Linked DNA regions of Homo sapiens: region 1 is linked to region 2. A link is a loop called in an ENCODE intact Hi-C map of the cell type or tissue named here. Cell type or tissue: heart left ventricle. All regions are shown on one strand. Each heading gives the region's core, and the rest is flanking DNA. Links, peaks and the distances in the headings are about the cores only.

Region 1 (11,047 bases), core at 3,160-8,159, 140 kb before region 2:
AATTTTTTAAATTATGTTTCCTTTTTCCATTGAATTGAGGTATCATCTTTATCACATACTAAACACACATTTACCCTAAGGTTTGGTTATTGTTGGCTGCCTTTTGTGTTCCATAAATTAGTCTGCATATTCCTACAATTGTTCCTACAATTCCACATTGTTTGCATCACTGGTATTTTATAACATTTGTATCATAATGTCATAATCTACTTTTTAGTTTTATTGTATTTTCGATTGACACATTATAATTGTATGCATTTATGGAGTTCAATGTCATGTTTTGATACATGTATACAGAGTGTAATGAGCAAATCAAAGTAATTAACATATCTATTACCTTAAACAATTATTATTTGTGGTGGAAACCTTCAAAATCCTCTCTACTAGCTATTTTGAAATATACAATACATTATTGTTAACTATAGTCACCCTACTGTGCAAAAGAACACCAGAACTTATTCCTCCTATCTAACTGAAACCTTGCACCAATTGACCAATCTCTCCTCATCTTCCCCCACCCTCCCCAGCCTCTGATAATCACTATTCTACTCACTTTCTATGATATCAACTTTTTAAAATCACTATTCTACTCTATTTCTATGAGATCAACTTTTTTAGAGTCCATACATGAGTAAGATAACGTAGTATTTGTCTTTCTGTGCCTGGCTTATTTCCCTTAACATAATGTCCCCAGGTTCACATGTGTTGTCACAAATGACTGGATTTTGTTCTTTTTATGACTGAATAATATTCCATTTTGTATATATATCATATACTCTTTATCCATTCATCCACTGATGGATACTTAGATTGATTCCATATCTTGGCTTTTGTGAGTAGTGCTGTAATAATCACGAGAGTACAGGTACCTCCTCAACATACTGATTTCATTTCCTTTGGAAATATAGCCAGCAGTGAAACTGCTGGATCATATGACAGTTCTATTTTTAATTGTTTGAGGAACCTCTATTCTGTTTTCCATAATGGCTATAATAATTTATATTCCCATTATGAGTGTGTAAAGGTGCCTTTTTCTCCACATCTTTTGTTTTTTTTAATAATAGCCACTCTAACGAGTGAGGTGATACCTCATAGTAGTTCTGATTTGCATTTCCCTGATGACTAGCGATGTCGAGCATTTTTTTCATATATCTGTTGGCCATTTGTATGTCTTCTTTTGAGAAATGTCTATGCGTCTCTTTTGCCCATTTTTAAACTGGTTTTTTTTTCTGTTGAGTTATTTAAGTTCCTTATATATCAGATGTATACTTTGGAAACATATTCTCCCATTCTGTAGGTTGTCTCTTCACTCTTGATCATTTCATTTGCTGTTTAGATGATTTTTTCATTTGCTGTGATCCCATTTGTAAATATGTTTTGCCTTTGTTGCCTGTGCTTTTGAGGTTTTCTTTAAAAAAAATTATTGCCCAGACAAAGGTCATGAAGCTTTTCCCCCAGGCCTTCTTCTAATAATGTTATATTCTCAAGGCTGACGTGGAACTCTTTAATCCATCTTAAGTTGATTTTTTTATATGGTAAGAGATAAGGGTCTAATTTCATTCTTCTACATGTAGATACTGAATTTTCCCAGCACCATTTATTGAAGAGATTATCCTTTTCCCAAGTGTGTTCTTGGCACCTTTGTTGAAAATCAGTTGGCTGCAAATGTGTGGATTTATTTCTGGGTCTCATTCTGTTCCATTGGTCTATATTTCTGTTTATGCCAATACCATGCCATTTTGGTTACTACAGTTTTGTAATATATTTTAAAGTCAAGCAATATGATGCCTTCAAAACTTTGTCCTTTCTGCTCAGGGTTGCTTTGGGTATTTGGAGCCTTTTGTGGTTCCATAAAAATTTTAGAATTTTTTTTTTCTATTTCCATGAAGAATATCATTGGTATTTTGATAGGAATTGCACTGAATTGGTAGATTGCTTTGGGTAGTAGAAACATTTTAACAATATTAATTCTTCTAGTCCATAAAAAAATGGAATATCTTTCCATTCATTTGTGTATTCTTCAATTTCTTTCATCAGTGTTTCACAGTTTTCATTGTAGAGATATTTCACCTCTTTGGTTAAATTTATTCCTAAGCATTTTATTTTGTGCAGCTATTATAATAGGATTGTTTTCTAGATTTCTATTTCAGATAGTTTTCCATCACCATACAGAAATGCTACTAATTTTTATATGTTGATTTTGTATCCCACAACTTTACTGAGTTTGTTTATTAGTTCTAGTAGTTTTTTGGTGGAGCCTCTAGGATTTTGTATATACAAGATCACGTCATCTGTAAACACGTAAAATCTAACTTCTTTATTCCCACTTTGGATGACTTTTATTTCTTTCTCTTGCCAAACTCTTCTGGCTACAATTTCCAGTACTATGTTGAATAGAAGTGGTGAAAGTGGGCATCCTTGTCTTGTTCCACATCTTGAACGCTTTCAGCTTTTCCCCATTCAGTATGATGCTAGCTGTGGGTTTGTCAAATATGCCCTTTATTGTGTTGAGTTATATTTTTTCTATACCTAATTTGTTGAGAGTTTTTATCAGTAAGAGATGTTGGATTTTGTTGAATCTTTTCCTGCATCTGTTGAATTGGCCATATGGATTTTATTGTTCGTTTTGTTAATGTAATATTTTACATTTATTGATTTTATACACTGAACCATCCTTGCACTCCTGGGATGTATCCCATTTGATCATAATGAATATTTTTAATGTGCTAGTGAATTTGTTTACTAGTATTTTGTTGAGGATTTTTGTATCTATTTTCATCCAGGTTATTGGCCTGTAGTTTTTTATTGTTGTGTCCTTGTCTGTTTTTGTAATTAGAGTAATGTTGGCTTCATAGAACAAATTTGAAAGAATTCCCTCCTCTTCAATTTTTTGAAATGGTTTCAGAAGAATTTTATTAATTCTTCTTTAAATGTTGGGAATTCAGCAGTAAGGCCATCAGGTCATGGACTTGTCTTTGATAGGAGACTTTTTATGACTGATTGAGTCTCCTTATTCAATATTGTTCTATTCAGATTTTCTATTTTTTTAATAGTTTAATCTTGGTAAGCTATATGTGCCCAGGAATGTATCCATTTTTCTAGGTTATCTAATTTATTAGCATATAATTGTTGATAATATTCTCTTATGATTCTTTGTATTCTCTGGTATCAGTTATAATTTCTCCTTTTTCACTTTTGATTTCATTTATTTGAATCTTTTCTTTTTCTTAGTCTATATAAAGGTTTGTCAATTTGTTCATCTTTTCAAAAAACTTTTGTTGATCTTTTGTATTTTTTTAGTCTCTATTTCATTATTTCTGCTCTGATGTTTATTATATCCTTCCTTCTATTCATTTTTTTTCCTTCTACTCATTTTTGGTTTAGTTTGTTCTCTTCTAGTTCCTTGAGGTGCAACATTAGGGTTAGGCAGCATGTAGTTGGGTTTTAGATAGATAGATAGATAGATAGATAGATAGATAGATAGATAGATAGATATAGATATATAGATGTATATATAGATTCAGCCATTTTATGTGTTTTAATTGGAGAGTTTAATTCTTTTACATTCAGGTAATTATTGATAGGTAAGAACTTATTACTGTCATTTTGTTAATTGTTTTCTAGTTTGTATTGCATATCTTTTCTTTATTCCTCTCTTACTGTCTTCCTTTGTGGTTAAGTGTTTCTCCCTGGCAGTCTGTTTTGATTCCTTTTTATTTTTAGTATATTGATCATAGGTTTTTGTTTTGTGGTTACCATAAGGTTTACAAAAACATATTCATAACATGTTATACTAAACAGATAACAACTTTGATTACTGATGTCACAATTTACATAATTTTATATTGGAAATCCCTTAAAAAGTATTTTAGTTGTTATTATTTTGAGACAAGGTCTCACTCTGTTGCCCAGGCTAGAGTATAGTGGCATAATCTCGGCTCACTACAACCTCTGCCTCCCAGGCTCAAGTGATCCTGCCACCTCTGCCTCCTGAGTAGCTGGGACTACAGGCATGTGCCACCATGTCCAGCTAATTTTTACATTTATTATTTTTTAAAGTCTTATTTTTTACCCGTAATACTAAGGATATAAGTGGTCCCCCTGCCATTACAGTATCAGAATGTTCTGAATTTTACTATATACTTACTTTTACCAGTGAGTTTTGTACTTTTAGATGTTTTCATGTTACTCATTAGCATCCTTTCATTTCAGCTTGAAGAACTCTCTTTAACATTTTTTGTAAGGCAGGCCTAGTAGTGATGAACTTCCTCAACTTTTGTTTGTTTGGGTAAGTTTTTATTTTTCCTTCATTTCTGAAGGACAGCTTTGCTCGGTACACTATTGTCAGTTGACAGGGTGTTTTTTTCCTTTAGTACTTTGAATATATCATCCTACTCTCTCCTGGCCTACCAGGTTTCTGCTGAGAAGTCCGCTGCTAAGTGTATTGCAAAAGTCCCTTTTATGTTGTTACTTTCTCTTGCTGATTTCAGCATCCTGTCTTTGACATTTACCTTTGACAATTTTATCATAATATGTCTTAGGGTGGTCTTATTAGGATTAAATTTGATTGGTGGCCTATGACTTTCTCGTACCTGGATAATTGTATCTTTCTCTAGGTTTGGAAAGTTTTCTGCTATTATTTCTTTAAATAAGCTTTTTACTCCTTTATCTTTCTCTACTTCCCCTTGAATTCCAATGACCCATACATTAGCTCTTTTGATGTTATCCTATAAATCCCATAAGCTTTCTTCATTCCTTTTCATTATTTTTTCTTGTTTCTCCTATGACAGTATATTTTCTGAAGTGGTGGCCTGCCCCTCCACAACCTGTGGGTGTTTCTCCTCAAGTGGGACGAGAGACTGAGAAAAGAAATACGACACAGAGACAAAGTATAGAGAAAGAAAAGTGGGCCCAGGGGACCGGCGCTCAGCATACGGAGGACCTGCACCGGCACTGGTCTCTGAGTTCCCTCAGTATTTATTGATTACTATCTCTGCCATCTCAGAGATGGGGATATGGCAGGATATAGGGTAATGGTGGGGAGAGGGTCAGCAGGAAAACATGTGAGCAAAGATCTCTGTGTCATAAATAAGTTTAAGGAAAGGTGCTGTGCCTTGATGTTCACATAGGCCAGATTTCTGTTTGACTTTACACAAACATCTTGGTGCATTAAAGAGCAGTATTGCCGCCAGCATGTCTCACCTCCAGCCAGAAGACAGTTTTCTCCTATCTCAGTAAATCGGGTTTTACACCAAGATATTCCATTCCCAGGGAGGAGCAGGAGACAGATGCCTTCCTCTTATCTCAACTGCAAAGAGGCCTTCCTCTTTTACTAATCCTCCTCAGCACAGACCCTTTATGGGTGGCGGGCTGGGGGACATTCAGGTCTTTCCCTTCCCACGAGGCCATATCTCAGGCTATCACATGGGGAGAAACCCTGGACAATACCTGGCTTTCCTAGGCAGAGGTCCCTGCGGCCTTCCGCAGTGTATTGTGTCCCTGGGTACTCGAGATTAGAGAACGGTAATTACTTTTACCAAGCATACTGCCTTTAAGCACTTTTTTAACAAAGCATATCCTGCACAGCCCTAAATCCATTACACCTTGAGTCAACACAGCACAATTATCTGCAAGCACAGGGTTGGGGCTAGGGTTACAGATTAACAGCATCTCAAGGCAGAAGAATTTCTCCTAGTACAGAACAAAATAGAGTCTCTTAAGTTTACTTTTTTCTACATAGACACAGTAACAGTCTGATCTCTCTTTTCCCATTTTCAAATAACCTATCTTCAAGTTCACAGATTCTTTCCTCTGCTTAATTCTGCTATTGATGCTCTCTACTAATATTTTTTAATACTCATTGTATTTTTTAGCTCCTAGATTTCTGGGTTTTTTTTAATTGCAATATCTCTGTTAAATTTCTCTGGTAAATTTTTGAATTGTTTCTCTGTGTTTTCTTGAAGTTCCCTTTAGGGTCAGTCACTGGCATCTTATTTTGTTTGGTGAGGTCAAATTTCCCTGCTTATTCTGGATGCTTGCAGATGTGCGTCAATGTCTGTGTATTAGGTATTTATTCTAGTCTTTGCATTCTGGCTTTGTTTGTGCCTGTTTTACTTCAATAGGCCTGTCTAGAAGTTCTAAGCAGCCTGACTTGTGATTCCTAAGCCTGTGGCTGTTGCAGCCACTTCAGCACTAGAGGGGGCCCTAAGCCCAGGTTCATCACAAGTTTTGCAAGGGCTTTGAGGCTGACACAGCACCCAAGCCAGGATGGACCTGAGGAAGATTGAAGGAAGGTACCTAGGCTGTATAGATAAGCTAGCCAGGGACCCAAGCCCAGAAGACTGTCCCAGTGGCCTGGACAGACACCCCTCCCAGCAGTTCCCTGCACAGGCAGGACAATCCCCACATGTGGAAAGAGGGGCTGGAGCTGAGACTGGGCCCCCTCAAGGGCCCCCATGGAACAGAGGTCAGCAAACCCATCCCATTGGCTTAGGTGGGTGTGGGGCCAGACTTGAGACTGGGTCTCAGAATCTGCTGTTGGACAGAGACTGGAAAGCCCATTGCAGAGGCTCAGATGAATGGGTAACTCCTGTGAGATATGGGCAACTTTCCCTTTGGGAAGCAATTTCCCAGCAAGTAGTACTAAGCTGGGACCACAGCTGAGGAGGGGTGGAGACGAGCCACAAGGCAACTTTCAGGTCCAAGCTGCGAAGACCAACGTCAGCAGGCAGATGAGCCTTCCCTGCTGAGGCACTGGTGTGCATGATTCTTCCTGAACCCCCTGGCAGATGGTTTTGGTGGTAGCCTCAAGGCCAGTAGGGGCTGTTGCCAAGCCCCTTGGGGAATGAGGCCATTTCCCCAGGCTTGAATCTGGGAGCACAGTTGATGGGTCTGCCAACAGGGTATGGGTCTGCACTCTCAAAATCACCCTCCTAGGTCTTAGGCTCCATTGGGCTTCCACAACTTTCTACCTGAATCGTGAGGCTTCCACAAAGAGACTTTTTTGTCTGGATGGGTGAAGAATTCTTATTGTTGGGGGATAAAAGCAGGTGACCTCCTATACCACCATCTTGCTGACATCATTCCAACCCTAGAATCTATTTATCTGTCCAGAAAATTTGCCATGATTAAAAGGTCTGTTGTTCTTCTTCAAGTAGGCTGTGGTGGTTCTATAAAATATGTCCACAAATTCTTTGAAACTCCTCCCTTTACACAGTGGAGCCTAATTCCTCTCCCTTTGAATATGGGTTGTACCTAGTAACTTATTTCTAGTACATAGAATGTGGCAGAAGTGACAGTGTGTGACTTCTGAGGGTGGGTCATAAAAGATATTGTGGCTTTAGCTTCTACCTCAGATTACTCACTGTAAAAGAAGCTACCATGTCCTGAGGACAATCAAGAAGCCCTATGGAGATGCTAATGTAGTAAGGAACTGAGATCTCCTATGAACAGCCAGAGAGGAACTGACACCTCTTGCTAACAGCCATGTAAGTGAACCATCTTGAGGACAGATTCTCCACTGCTAGTCAAGACTTCAGGTGTCTGGAGCCCCAGCCAACATTCAGACTGCAATCTCCTGAAACACTCTGAGCCAGAACCACCTAGCTAAGCTGCTCCCAGTTCCTGACCCCCAAAATCTTTGTGAGATAATAACTTATTTTTGTTTTAAGTGCTTGTATTAGTCCATTTTCACACTCCTATAAAGAACTGCCCGGGACTGGGTAATTTACAAAGGAAAGAGGTTCAATTGACTCACAGTTCTGCATGGCTGGGGAGGCCTCAGGAAACTTACAATCATGGCGGAAGGTGAAGGGGAAGCAACGCACCTCCTTCACAAGGTGGTGGGACGCAGAATGAATGCAGGAGGAACTACCAAACACATAAAACCATCAGATCTTGTGAGAACTCACTTATTATGATGAGAACAGCATGAGGGAAACCACCCCCATTATTCAATTACCTCCAGCTGTTCTCTCCCTTGACATATGGGGATTATGGGGATTAAAATTCAAGATGAGATTTTGGGTGGGGATACAACCAAACCATATCACTGCTAAATTTTAGGGTAGTTTTGTATGCAGCAATATATAACTAACAGCATGTTAGTGAACATAGCCCCAGTTGTCTTGGGAGTTACTGAAATGAACACAGAAACCATTGACATAGTTCACCTAGTGACATCTTCATTATTCATCTCTAAGCAGCACATAAAACACAAACTTAAACCTTAAAATTTTTTCTCATTATACTACCAGAAATCATTTTTTATACCCCAATGACTCATACATACCACATACATACCATAGGCTAAAAAATGGCTCCCCAAATATTTCCATGTCCTAATTCCAAGAACCTGTGAATATATTATTTTACATGGTAAAAGGGATTTGGTAGATATGATTAAATTAAGAATCCTGAGATGGGGAGATTATCCTGTATTATCTGGGTGCACACAATGTTATCACAGGATCTTTATAACAAAGGAGCAGGAGAATTGAAGAGAAAAGTATGATAACAAAAGCAGAGAGAGAAAGAGTTTGGAAGATTTATGCTGCTGACTTTGAAAATGGAGGATAGGGCTACAAGCCAAGAAATGCAAGTAACCTCTGGAAGCTAAAAACAAACAACAAAAAACAAATTCTCCCCTAGTGGCCTCAAGGAAGAAATGTAGTTCTGTAACCCATTTTAAAATTCCGACCTATAGAAATATAATTTTGTTACAGAAACAACAACAACCTAACACCTCATTTTATTATACTTCACAGATAATTGTGTTTTTTACAAATCGAAAAATTTTGGCAACCTTACATTGAGCAGGTCTATCAGCACCATTTTCCCAACAGCATGTGTTCACTTCACGTCTCTGTCTCACATTTTGGTAATTCTCACAATATTTCAAACTTTTTATTACATCTATTATAGTGATATGTGTTCAGTCATCTTTAATGTTACTATTTTAATTGTTTTGGGGCACCAGGAACTGCACCCTTATAAGACGGTGAACTTACTAAGTGTTGTGTGTGTTCCACTGACTAGCTGTTCCCTCATCTTTCTCCCTCTCTTTGGGCCTCCCTATTCCCTGCGACACAACTATATTGAAATTAGGCCAATTAATAACCTCACAATCACCTTTAAGTGTTCAAGTGAAAGAAAGAGTCACACATCTCTCACTTTAAATCAAAAGCTAGAAATGATTAAGCTTAGTGAGGAAGGCATGTCAAAAGCAAGATGGGCCAAAAACTAGGCCTTTGGGCCAAGAAGCTAGCCAAGTTGTGAATGCAAAGGAAAAGCTCTTGAAAGGATTTAAAAATGCTACTCCAGTGAACATACAAATGGTAGGAAAGTAAAACAGCATTATTGCTGTTATGGAGAAACTTTCAGTGGTCTGGATAAAAGATCAAACTAGCCACAACATTCCCTTAAGCCAGATCCTAATCCAGACACCCTAACTCTCTCAATTCTATGAAGGTGGAGAGAGGTGAGGAAGCTGCAGAAGAAAAGTTTGGAGCTAGCAGAGCTTGGTTCATGAGGTTTAAGGAAAGAAGCCACCTCCATAACATAAAAGTACACAGTAAAGCAGCAAGTGCTTGATGTAGAAGCTCCAGCAAGTCATCCAGAAGATCTAGCTTCATCATTGATGAAGGTGGCTACATCAACAGATTTTCAATGCAGACAAAATGGCCTTATATTATTGGAAGAAGATACCATCTAGGACTTTCAATGCCTAGGTTCAAAGCTTCAAAGGGCAGGCTGACTCCCTTGTCAGGGGCTAGTGCAGCTGGTGACTTTAAGTTGAAGTCAATGCTTATTTGTCCTTCTAAAAAATCTTAGGTTCCTTAAGAATTATGCTAAATCTACCCGGCCTCTGCTCTGTAAATGAAACAATAAAGCCTGGATAGCAACAGCACATCCATTTACAGCGTGATTTACTGAATATTTAAAGCCCACTGCTGAAACCTACTACTCAAAAAAAAAAAAAAAAAAAAAAACTGGTTTATTTTAAAATACTACTGCTCATTGACAATGCAGCTGGTCACCCAAGAACTCTGATGGAGATGTACAAGATTAATCGTTTTCAGGCCTGCTAACACAACATCCATTCTGCAGCCCACACAGCAATTTCAACTTTCAAGTCTTATTATTTCAGAAATACATTTTGTAAGGCTATAGCTGTCATAGATAATGATTCCTTTGATGGATCTGGGCAAAAGAAATTGAAAACCTTCTGGATACTTCTGGATGACTAGATAAAGGAAAACAAAACAAAACAAAAAAACCTGGAAAGGATTTACCATCCTAAATGCCATTAAGAACATTTGTGAAGCCAGGTACAGGCAGCGTGGCGAAGCCCTGTCCCTACAAAAAATACAAAAATTAGCCGGGCATGATGGTGCCCGCCTATAGCCCCAGCTACTTGGGAGGCTGAGATGGGAGAATGGCTTGAGCCCAGGAGGTGGAGGTTGCAGTGAGTCGAGATCGTGCCACTGCACTTGTTTGCCCCCTGCCCGCAAAAAGAACATTTGTGAGTCATAGGAAGGGGTCAAAGTATCAACATTGTCATGGAAAAACTTAAACTGCATTTGTCCTCTGCTCTCACACCACAACAATCAACACAGAAGACTTCTGTGACCAAATATATGGGGGATTTTCCCCACCAACAAGCAGTGGAGACCAGCTGGGTATCCTCCAATTCGATTCTGACACTACCTGGAGATATGTCAGTTCCCACAGGTAAAGGGCTCAGTCCCCAAGATTACTCCCTCCTCCCCCCAGACACCAGTTGCAAGTCCAGGTCTCTGGAACTTCTGATCAATCAGCTTCAAGTTGAGGTTCCCATGACCCCCTCTTTGGGTTCAATAATTTGCTGGAGTGGCTCACAGAACTAAGGAAACACTTATATTTACCAGTTTATTATAAAGGATATCACGAAGGATCCAGATGAAGAGATGCACAGGGAGAGGTATGGAGGAAGGGACACGGAGCTCCCATGCCCTCCCCAGGTAGCCATTCCCCAGAAACCTCCACTTGTTCAGCTATCAGGAAGCTG
Region 2 (11,047 bases), core at 2,848-7,847:
GAAAATTAGTAACAGGAGACATCAGGGGTAAGGGGATTCTCGGTATTATCAGGATTCTTGCTGAATTAACAGGATTCTTGCTGAGGGTGGACAAGGGTGATCAGATATCAAGGGTCAGAGGGATTTCTGATACATTGAGTTAGAAGGATACTTAAAAAAACTGGACTATCTGCAAGCTGAGGATGGGACTGAGGCCAAGGTCTAGGCCTAGTCGAGAAGAGGGCTCAGAGAAGTCTGACTGAAGTCTGGTCAAGGACAGCATTTGTCAGTACCCCAGCTGGTTCCCAATCTGTAATTGGCATGTGGTTCATGCATATCCAATCAAATGTGTTTTTGAGAAAAAGACCTTTTTAATATTTAAAAATTTGGTCTTCTCATGAAGTAAATTTAATTCAACTTCTTTTGTAATTGATTTTTTTGTTTTTTTTTGACGGAGTTCTTGCTCTGTCACTCAGGCTGGAGTGCAGTGGCGCAATCTTGGCTCACTGCAACCTCTGCCTCCCGGGTTCAAGCAATTCTCTGCCTCAGCCTCCCGAGTAGCTGGGATTACAGGCACCCGCCACCACGCCTGGCTAATTTTTTTATATTTTTAGTAGAGACGGGATTTCACCATGTTGGTCAGGCTGATCTCGAACTCCTGACCTCAGGTGATCCGCCTGCCTCGGCCTCCCAAAGTGCTGCGATTACAGACGTGAGCCACGGTGCCCGGCCTGTAATTGATTTTTATCCGTCAAAGAAAAACTGATCAGCCTTTCCTGAAGTTTGTCTTTGAAGATTTTCAAACACAGCACACAGTTTGCAGGGGAATGTCTTGTTAGAGATCACTATCTTTTAAGCTTCAAAAAGGCAGGGTTTATCATACAGCAAAATGTAAAACTTGAAATTATTAGGTATTTCTTCCAGAGGAACATATAGGAGAAAAGTTTGTAATCAATGGTTGGGCAAAATTTCTTAAGCGAGACACAGTAAGTATGATCCAGAAACTAAAAAACAATTGATAAATCTGACCTCATCAAAATGACAACTTTTGCTCCTCTAAAGACATTGCTAAAGGAAAAGACAAGTCACAGATTGGAAGAAAAAAAATTGCAAAAGACTTGTCTGGTAAAAGTCTATTATTCAGACTTAAAAAAAAAACAACAAACCCTCTTACAATTAGGGAAGAAAAACAACCTAATAAAAAATGGGCATAAATATGGACATTTCACCAAAGAAAATATACAGATGGGAAATAAGAACATAAAAAGATAATTAGCACTATTAGTTATTAGGAAAATGCACATGAAAATCATAATAAAATACCACTACACATTTGTTAGAATAATTAAAACACAAAAACAGAAACAGAAAACTGCCTGCAGCGTTCAAGCAATTCTTCTGCCTCAGCCTCCCGAGTAGCTGGGACTACAGGAGCCCACCAGTAGTGATGATCCAGCCATATCCTGGATCCTGAAGATCAGTGGGCCTCTCTGGATAAACCAGGATATTCCAGCAAGTATGCAAGTCTAAGAATATAGAAGGTGAAGCTCCCAAGGACCAAGTGGTTTCAGGCATTCACTGTCATCAGCATCTTATGTTGAAGCAACCCCATAGGCCTGAGGAATCACATCATAAAGCCACCATGCCTGGCCTGATGCTATACACTTTTAAACAACCAGATCTTGGGAGAACCCTATCATGAGAACAGCACTAGGGAGATGGTGCTAAACCATTAGAACTAATGATCCAATCACCTCCCTCCAGGCCCCACCTCTAGCATTGGGGATTACATTTCAACATGAGATTTAGGGTGGGGGACACCCAAACCATATCAAACACATACTAAGAAATATATTTTATACTGGGCACGGTGGCTCATGCCTGTAGTCCCAGCATTTTGGGAGGCTGAGGTGGGCGGATCATGTGAAGTCAGGAGTTTGAGACCAGCCTGGCTAACACAGTAAAACCCCATCTCTACTAAAAGTACAAAATTAGCTGGGCGTGGTGGCACATGACTGTAATCCTAGCTACTTGAGAGGTTAAGGTAAGAGAATTGCTTGAACCCAGGAGAAGGAGGTTGCAGTCAGCCGAGATCGTGCCACTGCACTCCAGCCTGGGCAACAAAAAAGAAATATATTTTATGCACATTAAGGTGATTATATTTACATATATATCTGCAATAAAGGTTTCAGGAAATGATTCTTTAGAAAAGTAATTAATTCTTAATCGTCAAAAGCTGTATATTGCCTGGTTTGGCTCTGTGTCCCCACCCAAATCTCATGTTGAATTGTAATCCCCAGGGTTGGAGGAGGGACCTGGTGGGAGGTGACTGGCTCATGGGAGCGGATTTTCCCCTTGCTGTTCTCTTGATAGTGAGTTCTCATGCAATCTGGTTGTTTAAAAGTGTGTAGCACTTCTCTCTTCCTCCTGCTCCAGCCATATAAAATGTGCCAGTTTTCCCTTTGCCTTCTGCCATGATTGTAAGTTTCCTGAGGCCTCCCCAGCTGTGCTTCCTGTACAGCCTGTGAATCAATTAAATTTTTTTCTTCATAAATTACCCACTCTCAGGTAGTTCTTTATAGCAATATGAGAACGGACTAATACATATAGGTGTATGTTATATAACACGATGCTTTGATATATGTATTTATTGTGCAATACCCAGATAAAAGCTAATTAACATATGAATTACTTTGTAGTGAGAACGCTTAAAATCTACTCATATATATATATATATATATATGTATATATATATATATTTATTTATTTATTTATTTTTTTTTTGAGATGGAGTCGCACTCTGCCATCCAGGCTGGAGTGTAGTGGCATGATCTCGGCTCACTGCAACCTCCACCTCCTGGATTCAAGCAATTCTCCTGCCTCAGCCTCCTGAGTAGCTGGGATTACAGGCTCATGCCACCACGCCCAGCTAATTTTTGTATTTTTAGTAGAGATGGGGTTTCACCATGTTAGCCAGGCTGGTCTGGAACTCCTGACCTCAAGCGATCCACCCGCCTCAGCCTCCCAAAGTGCTGGGATTACAGGCATGAGCCACTGCACCTGGCCAGAATTTTCAAGTATACAATATATTGTTACTAATTATAGTCACGGTGATATATGATAGATCTCTTGAAGTTATTCCTCCTGTCTAGCTAAAAGTTTATATCCTTTGACCAATATCTCCTCAGTCCCCCCACTTCCCAGCCTCTGGTAGCCACCATTCTACTCTCTGCTTCTGTAAGTTCAACATTTTTTTCCAGATTCTACATATATATGAGAGCACACAGTATTTGTCTTTCTGAGCCTGGCTTATTTCACTTAATAAAATGTCTTCCAATTTCATTCTGCTGTTGCAGATGACCAGATTTCCTTCATTTTATGGATGAAGGAAATCATCCTTCATCATATATATCATATATATATCATATATATGATCCATTCAATCATTCTCTCTCTCTCTCTCTATATGGATATATATATATATCCATTCATTCATTGATGGACATTTAGGTTGATGGTTGATTACATATCTTGGCTACTATGAATAATGCTGCAGTGAACATGGAAGTGCAGATACCTCTTTGACATACTGGTCTTATTTCCTTTGGATATATACCCAGTGGTGGGAATACTGGATTGTATGGTAGTTCTATTTTTAATTTTTGAGGAATCTCCATACTGTTTTCCATAATAGCTATACTAATTTACATTCTCACCAACAGTATTCAAGGGTTCCCTTTTCTCCACATCCTTGCCAACGCTTGTTGTCTTTCATCATTTTGATACTAGGCATACTAACATGCATAAGGTGGTACAACATTGTGGTTCTGATTTATATTTCTCTGATGATTAGTGATGTAGAGCATTTTTTTATATATCTATTGGCCATCTGTATGTCTTCTTTTGAGAAATGTCTATTCAGATCCTTTGACCATTTTCAATGGGGTTATTTTTGGTTTGTTTTTGCTATTGAATTGTTTGAGTCCCTTATATATTTTGGATAGTAACCTCTTTTCAGACACATCTGAACCATACATGGTTCACAAATATTTTCTCCCATTCCATAGGTTGTCTCTTGATACCATATATATATATTCAATGAATTGTATACTTTTTCTTTTTTTTTTTGAGACTGAGTCTCGCTGTGTTGCCCAGGCTGGAGTGCAGTGGTGCTATCTGAGCTCACTGCAACCTCCACCTCCTGGGTTCAACCGATTCTCCTGCCTCAGCCTCCTGAGTAGCTGGGATGACAGGCATGCGCCACCATGTCCAGCTAACTTTTTGCATGTTTAGTAGAGGCGGAGTTTCGTCATGTTGCCAGGCTGGTCTGGAACTCCTGACCTCAAGTGATCTGCCTGCCTTGGCCTCCCAAAGTGCTGGGATTACAGGCGTGAGCCACCGCACCGGGCAAATTGTATAATTTTTTATGCTACCCTAGACTATCCTATTTCATTAAAACAAAGCATGTCCAGACCTACTAAAATGAAATCACACTCCTTGGAATGTCAGGATCTGCAGTTTGAAAAACATTGACTTTGGAACGGTTTCTCAAAGTGTGATAACACAGGTCGCCAGCCTCAGAATCATGGATGAGACAGGGAAAGGAAGGGTGAGCTGGCTAAAAATGTAGATTCCTAGTATCTAGGACAGAACTATTTAATCTTCTGCAGATGGTGCCTAGGATTTTGCATTGTCATTAAACCGCTAGGTGATGTGGCGGATTCAATGCCATAGCAGAAGTTTCCAACTCTGATCTGTGGGGCCCTAGAGGACTGCACCAGACGTACCTCAGGGAAATATTTACAGAGCTGCTCCTCTTGATCTGTGTAAGAGTTCACGTGTCCACTTCTAAGAAACAGATCTGAGGGTTTAGAGGGAGAAAACAAATGTGATATATGGGTTCTGACATTTTGTCTCCGGAAATAAAAATTTCTCCCCCTTCCCCCTTCCCCCTTCCCTCCTCCTTTTTTTTTTTTGAGACGTAATCTCCCTCTTTCGCCCAGGCTGGAGTGCAGTGGCGCAATCTCGGCTTACTGTAACCTCCGCCTCCCGGGGTTCAAGCGATTCTTCTGCCTCAGCCTCCCGAGTAGCTGGGACTACAGGAGCCCTCAACCACCTCCGGCTAATTTTTTTTTTTGTATTCTTAGTAGAGACAGGGTTTCACCGGTTCCTGAACTTCCGCCAAAGGGAAAAACAGGGAAAAGAAATAGCTCCCTCTCGTGGTGAAGAAACATTACAAAAACATTTTACTTGGTAGACGCTGCTTCTGTTTACATCCAGAGGAGAAGATTGTCTAGAAGTTCATTTTCCTTTCAGTGTGGGAAATGTGGAACAATTTAGCAAAAATTTAAATGACCCTGTATTAGAATATGCAAATTAAAAAAGTTTTATCAAGCAACAATTGCTTAATAACAATCGCAATTTTATCAATTCTCATTACCTTGAAGAAGGAATACATTTTTTATGGGGAGTAGATTTTTATGTATACTACTCATTTCCAAAGTAGCATAGTCTGAGGCCGGGAGCGGTGGCTCCCGCCGGTAATCCCAGAGCTTTGGGAGGCCGAGGCGGGCGGATCAACTGAGGTCAGGAGTTTGAGACCGGCCTGGCCAACATGGCGAAACCCTATCGCTACTAAAAATACAAAAATTAGCTGGGCGTGGTGGCAAGTGCCTGTAATCCCAGCTACTCAGGAGGCTGAGGCGGGAGAGAATCGCTTCAACCCGGGAGACGGAGGTTGCAGTGAGCCGAGATCGCGCCATTGCACTCCAGCCTGGGCAACAGAGCGAGACTCTGTCTCAAAGAAAAAAAAAAAAAGCACCATAGTCTTAGGAAACACAGAGTGTGTGTGTATATCCTGGAATAGTGCCAAAGTAAAAAGTGTACATACGTGTGCATGTATTTTAGAATTAAATATATGTTATATATTTTTCTCATATTAAGTAGTATGCATGTAAACATACACATGAATATACACAGGACACACATAGTATATATATATAAAACATATTAAATATATATATATAATATGCGTATGAAACTGAATAGTCATTTGTGAATTCTCAATTCATTATTTGCCTCTAAAAAGTAAAGCCTAAATGTTAGGATAAACTCAGGAAGAGAAGTTTAATTTTTTTTTTTTGAGACGGTGTCTTGCTTTGTCGCCCAGGTTGGAGTGCAGTGGCACAATCTCCACTCACTGCAACCTCCGCCTCCCGGGTTCAAGTGATTCTCCTGCCTCAGCCTCCCGAGTGGCCGGGACTATAGGTGCCTGCCACAACGCCTGGATAATTTTTTGGGTTTTTAGCAGAGAGGGGGTTTCACCCTGTTAGCCAGGATGATCTCCATCTCCTGACCTCGTGATCTGCCGGCCTCGGCCTCCCAAAGTACTGGGATTACAGGTGTGAGCCACCGCGCCGGGCCGGGAGTTTAATTTTTATGAAAAGCATGATTATTTTTCTGAGATGAGGTCTCACTGTATTGCCCAGGCTGGTCTCAAACTCCTGGGTGATTTCCCCACCTCGGCTTCCCAAAGTGCTGGGATTACAGGCATCAGCCACCGCCCCCAGCCTGAAAGGCATGACTTTTTAACAATAAAAATCATTCACAAGAAAGAAAATATTTGCTACTGTTGATAACATAAGGATTGATAAAATTGCGATTGTTATTAAGCAATTGTTGCTTGATAACATTTTTTTAATTTGCATACTCTTGATAACATAATGGATATGGCTGAACATGTTTCTGAACTCTGGTTCAAAGGGAAGTTTGAATGGTACCTGAAGTTTGTTCAGTGGGTAATTAGATAGAAAATTCAAGAATGAAGTCACATGTGAATGAATGGTTTAATTTTAGGCAGAAATAAAGCACTCAAAAGAAGCAAATGCATATTTTTTTCTTCTTTTTTTTCCTTTTTATTTTTTGTGAGATGGAGTCTCACTCTGTCACACAGGCTGGAGTGCAGTGAGGCCATCTTGGCTCACTGCAACCTCTGCCTCCTGGGCTCAAGTGATTCTTGTGCCTCAGCCTCCTGAGTAGTTGAGACTACAGGTGCCTGCCATGATGCCCAGTTAATTTATGTATTTTTGGTAGAGATGGGGTTTCACCATGTTGGCCAGGCTGGTATTGAACTCCTGACCTCAAGTGATCCACTCTCCTGGGCCTACAGGCTGAGATTACAGGCGTGAGCCACTGCGCCCAGCCTTAGAAATACAGATTCTTAAAAAGATATTCTTTGGCCAGGTGTGGTGGCTCATGCCTGTAATCCCAGCACTTTGGGAGGTGGATCGCTTGAGACCAGCCTGGGCAACATGGTGAAACACCATTTCTACAGAAAAATATAAAAATTAGCTGTGGTGCTAGGGTGCCTGTATTCCCAGCTACTCGGGAGATTGAGGTGGGAGGATGGCTTGAGTCCAGGAGGTGGAGATTGTAGCAAGCTGTAATTGTGCCACTGTACTCCAGCTTGGGTGACAGAGCAAGACCCTGCCTCAAATTAATAATATAATATTAATAATAAAATAAAAAATAAAGACATACTCTAACTTTAATAAGGCACCCATGTGTCCAGGATCATACATAAGCAAGTGTGAATTTTGTCAACAGTGTCTGCCTTGCTTTGACTAGGCCACTGTGCTGAAGCATTCCATCCTCTGTAATTGGGCCCCTCAGGCTACCTTTGACACTCTGGGCTTGGATTTGTTCCCCTCAGGTCCACCCACTGAAGCTTTTCTGTTCTACATCTCCTTTACCCTGGATGACCCCTGGGGCCTTTCAGAAGTCACCTAGACCATGTGAAGTTAATCCCTTGAGAGGCATTACTGAGAACAGACTTAGGCATGCTCCTGCCCCTCCAACCCCTCCATCGCAGCTACCATGTTTTTCAGGTTGCTTTGACTGGAACTATATGATTTGTGGAGCTGTGGCATTGTATGTAACATGGCCTCTGTGAACCGTGTGTAATTTATCAAATATCTCAAGAGCAGGAATTTCAGGCCAGCACTACCAGAGACACAGTGGGCAGTGTTACGCCTGGTTGGGATGGGCCATGCTTTAAGGCAAGTTTTCCTTGCTTGTGTTTCCTCCTCAATCACACTGAGCAAATGGTTCTTTACTTCTCTTACATGGTTCCAGCCACAGGTACGTCAGGATTGCCTGGGAGGGAAGACTGGAATTTTACAGGTCAGTCAGCATTTCCAGTCTAAGTTTTAGTTTGTTATCAATTTCAACTATTTGCTTCACAAAGAACTAGATTTCCAGGAGACCAGTTGGAATTTAGTCTTGTTTTCTATTCCCTTAGGTTAAGGAGGAGGTGCTAAAGAATAGGATAGAAAGAGGAATGAGGAGGAATTTGAAAGGGGCTGCTTTGTGATCCTCTAGCTAATCAGTCCCTGGATGATGAAAAGAGTTTTCTTAAGCCTTTGCATCTTGTGGACATGTGAACTAGGCATATTCTTTTTTTTGGAGACAGAGTCTCGCTGTGTTGCCCAGGCTGGAGTGCAGTGGCATGATCTTGGCTCACTGCAACCTCTGCCTCTCGGGTTCAAGCAATTCTCCTGCCTCAGCCTCCCAAGTAGCTGGGATTACAGGCACCTGCCACCATGCCTGGCTAATTTTTATATATTAGTAGAGATGGGATTTCACCATGTTGGCCAGGTTGGTCTCGAACTCCTGACCTCAGGTGATCTGCCCGCCTCGGCCTCCCAAAGTGCTGGGATTACAGGCATGAGCCACCGTGCCCAGCTGAATTAGGCATGTTCTAGAGATGCAGGCAGGATAGGGTTTCTTCCTCCCTCGAGGTCTGGCCAGGAATGAATGGCCGTAAAATGACATTGAAATTCTTAGAGGGATCTGAAGCCCTGCAATACGTACTATTTGGTCAGGTGAAAAGGACAACCAAGTGCCTTTCATGACACTACAATAGAGGAGGCATTTTTATAAATGAGCTTGTTTCAGACTGCATCAAACCCTGCATGAAGCAGCAGCAGTAGTTAAACATGCACTTAAATGAAGGTCAGATATGACAGATCTAGCTGTGCCTCTGCCGTTAATTAGCTAAAAGTTTTTTTTTTTTTTTTTTTTTTTGAGATGGGGTCTTGCTCTGTCACCCAGGCAAGAGTGGTGCAGTGGCACGATCTTGGCTCACTGCAGCCTTCACCTCCCAGGCTCAAGCTATTCTCCCACCTCAGCCTCTCAAGTAGCTGGGACTACAGGTACAACCACCATGCCTGGCTCATTTGACACTTTTTTTTTTTTTGTAGAGATGACCTCTCACTATGTTGCCCAAGCAGGTCTCAAACTCCTGGACTCAAGTGATCCTCCTGCCTTGGCCTCCCAAAGTGCTGGGATTATAGGCATGAACCACTGTGCTGGGCGATCTTTGGTAAAATATGAAACTTCTTAACTTTGGCAACGGGAATTCAGAGGCTTCCTTAGAAAAACGGAACTTGAATCATCTAAGGTTAGCAATGGAAAACCAATATTTTTCATAGGGAGAGGTTACTGGATTTTATAGCCTTGACTCCTGGTCCCTGGAAGTGATTTTACTAATGATTGCCTGGGCAACACATGGTACAGCCATAGCTCAAGAATTGAGAGATAATTTCCTCTCAGGCTCCATTTCCTCACCTGTAAAATGAGGTGTTTGGGTGATAGAAGCTTTAAAGTTCCTTTAGGAGCTGACAGTTTAGAGATCTGAAACTCTAAGCTGCCAACAACCTCACTGTGAGAAAACCCTAAAGTGATGATGGACTCAGGAAAGCCTTATCAGAGGACTCTGCTCTAGGACAAAGATAAAACTTTGGCCTCTAGATGGCCTATTGATTGAAGCCTTCTATTGTGTTATGAAGAAATACTTTTCAGTTCTGATTTTCCAATCTGGACTTCGTAGCATCTATCCCTTTCCAGAAGGTCTTTTCTTCCGCCTCCTCAAGGCTGACTTCATCTCCTGGTTCCTCAGGGTGTAGATCATGGGGTTCAGGACAGGAATAATGACTGTAAAGGTGATGGAGACAGCTCTGTCCGTGGGGAGGGCAGTGAAGGCTGGGCATGCACATAGATGCAGGGCACGAAATGCAGGGTCACCACAGTGATGTGGGAGGTGCAGGTGGCGATGGCTTTCCTCCTGCCTTCCTCAGTGTGAGACCTCAGCATCATCAAGATGACCGTGTAAGATATGAGGAGAAAGATGAACCACAGCATAGAGATCAAGCCATTATTGGAAATCATTAAGACCTCAAGAGCAAAGGTGTGGGTGCAGGCAAGTTTGAGGACCTGGGGGACATCACAGTAGAAACCATCAATCATATGATGTCCACAGAAGGGAGTGGGAGCAACAGAAATACCTGCACAATGGAGTGGACAAACCCCCCACCCAGGAAGCCATGATGAGGCCTGCGCCTCACTCACGCCCCCTACTCACGATGTAGGGGAGCACTGTCCCCTACTCACGATGGTCACACAGTGCAGGGGCTTGAAGATGGCCATGTATTGGTCAAACGCCATCACAAAGAGAGAAAAAACGTCTGTCCCACCGAGGAGGTGGAAGAAAAACATCTGTGTCATGCAACCATTGAAGGAGATGGTCTTTCTGCTTGAAAGGTCTATTAGCACCTTCCGAGCAGTGATGGAGGAGAAGCAGATAACCAACACAGAGAGATTGCAGAGCAGGAAGTACGTGGGGGTGTGAAGGCGAGACTCACAGGTCACCACGACCATGATGAGGAGGTTACCCAGCACAGTTGCTGAGTACACAAAAAATAAGAAAAGAAATAAGACCAAGCTCAGCTCTTGGGACTGGGTCAGTCCTTGAAAAAAGAGATTCCTTCACCCTGGTGTAATTTCCCTGCTCAATGGGATCATGTTTCTTCTTGTTCTTCAACCACCTGGGGAGAGATTTTGTTATAGAAGGCCTATCATTCAAAACAAAAGAAATGTGAGTTGTATGCTTTGGGGTATTTTTTTTATTTTTGAGACGGAGTCTTCCTCTGTTGCCCAGGCTGGAGTGCAGTGGCGCGATCTCGGCTCACTGGAAGCTCCGCCTCCCGGGTTCACGCCATTCTCCTGCCTC

Evidence for each region. Hi-C counts contacts between places; a loop is a spot of excess contacts. Peaks named below come from ENCODE experiments on the same cell type or tissue, not always from the same donor. Only the 100,000 strongest peaks of a DNase experiment are listed, where the experiment ranks them.
Region 1: it touches region 2 in a loop (16-fold over the local background); 80 of 110 quality-filtered maps call a loop at or near these places.

Annotation. Positions count from the first base shown.
Region 1 is chr11:59,675,889-59,686,935 of GRCh38, reverse strand. It overlaps PATL1-DT (PATL1 divergent transcript), which reads right to left. Exons shown (of 4, transcript NR_187296.1): 4 at 10,895-11,047. Among named protein-coding and RNA genes, the nearest start is that of PATL1-DT, 12 kb to the right of the region's middle. RefSeq lists an enhancer at 6,058-6,558. In heart left ventricle, for the core only: a CTCF peak has its summit at 6,192 (motif pointing right); no DNase peak of the experiment used is centred there.
Region 2 is chr11:59,531,538-59,542,584 of GRCh38, reverse strand. LOC102723575 (a long non-coding RNA gene) reads right to left here and starts at 5,168. Exons shown (of 4, transcript XR_950136.2): 1 at 5,014-5,168; 2 at 4,767-4,840. It also overlaps the pseudogene OR4D7P. RefSeq lists an enhancer at 4,627-4,686. In heart left ventricle, for the core only: CTCF peaks have their summits at 4,994 and 5,197 (motif pointing left); a DNase peak (open chromatin) is centred at 5,034; H3K4me3 peaks cover 1,360 bases; H3K27ac peaks cover 1,131 bases.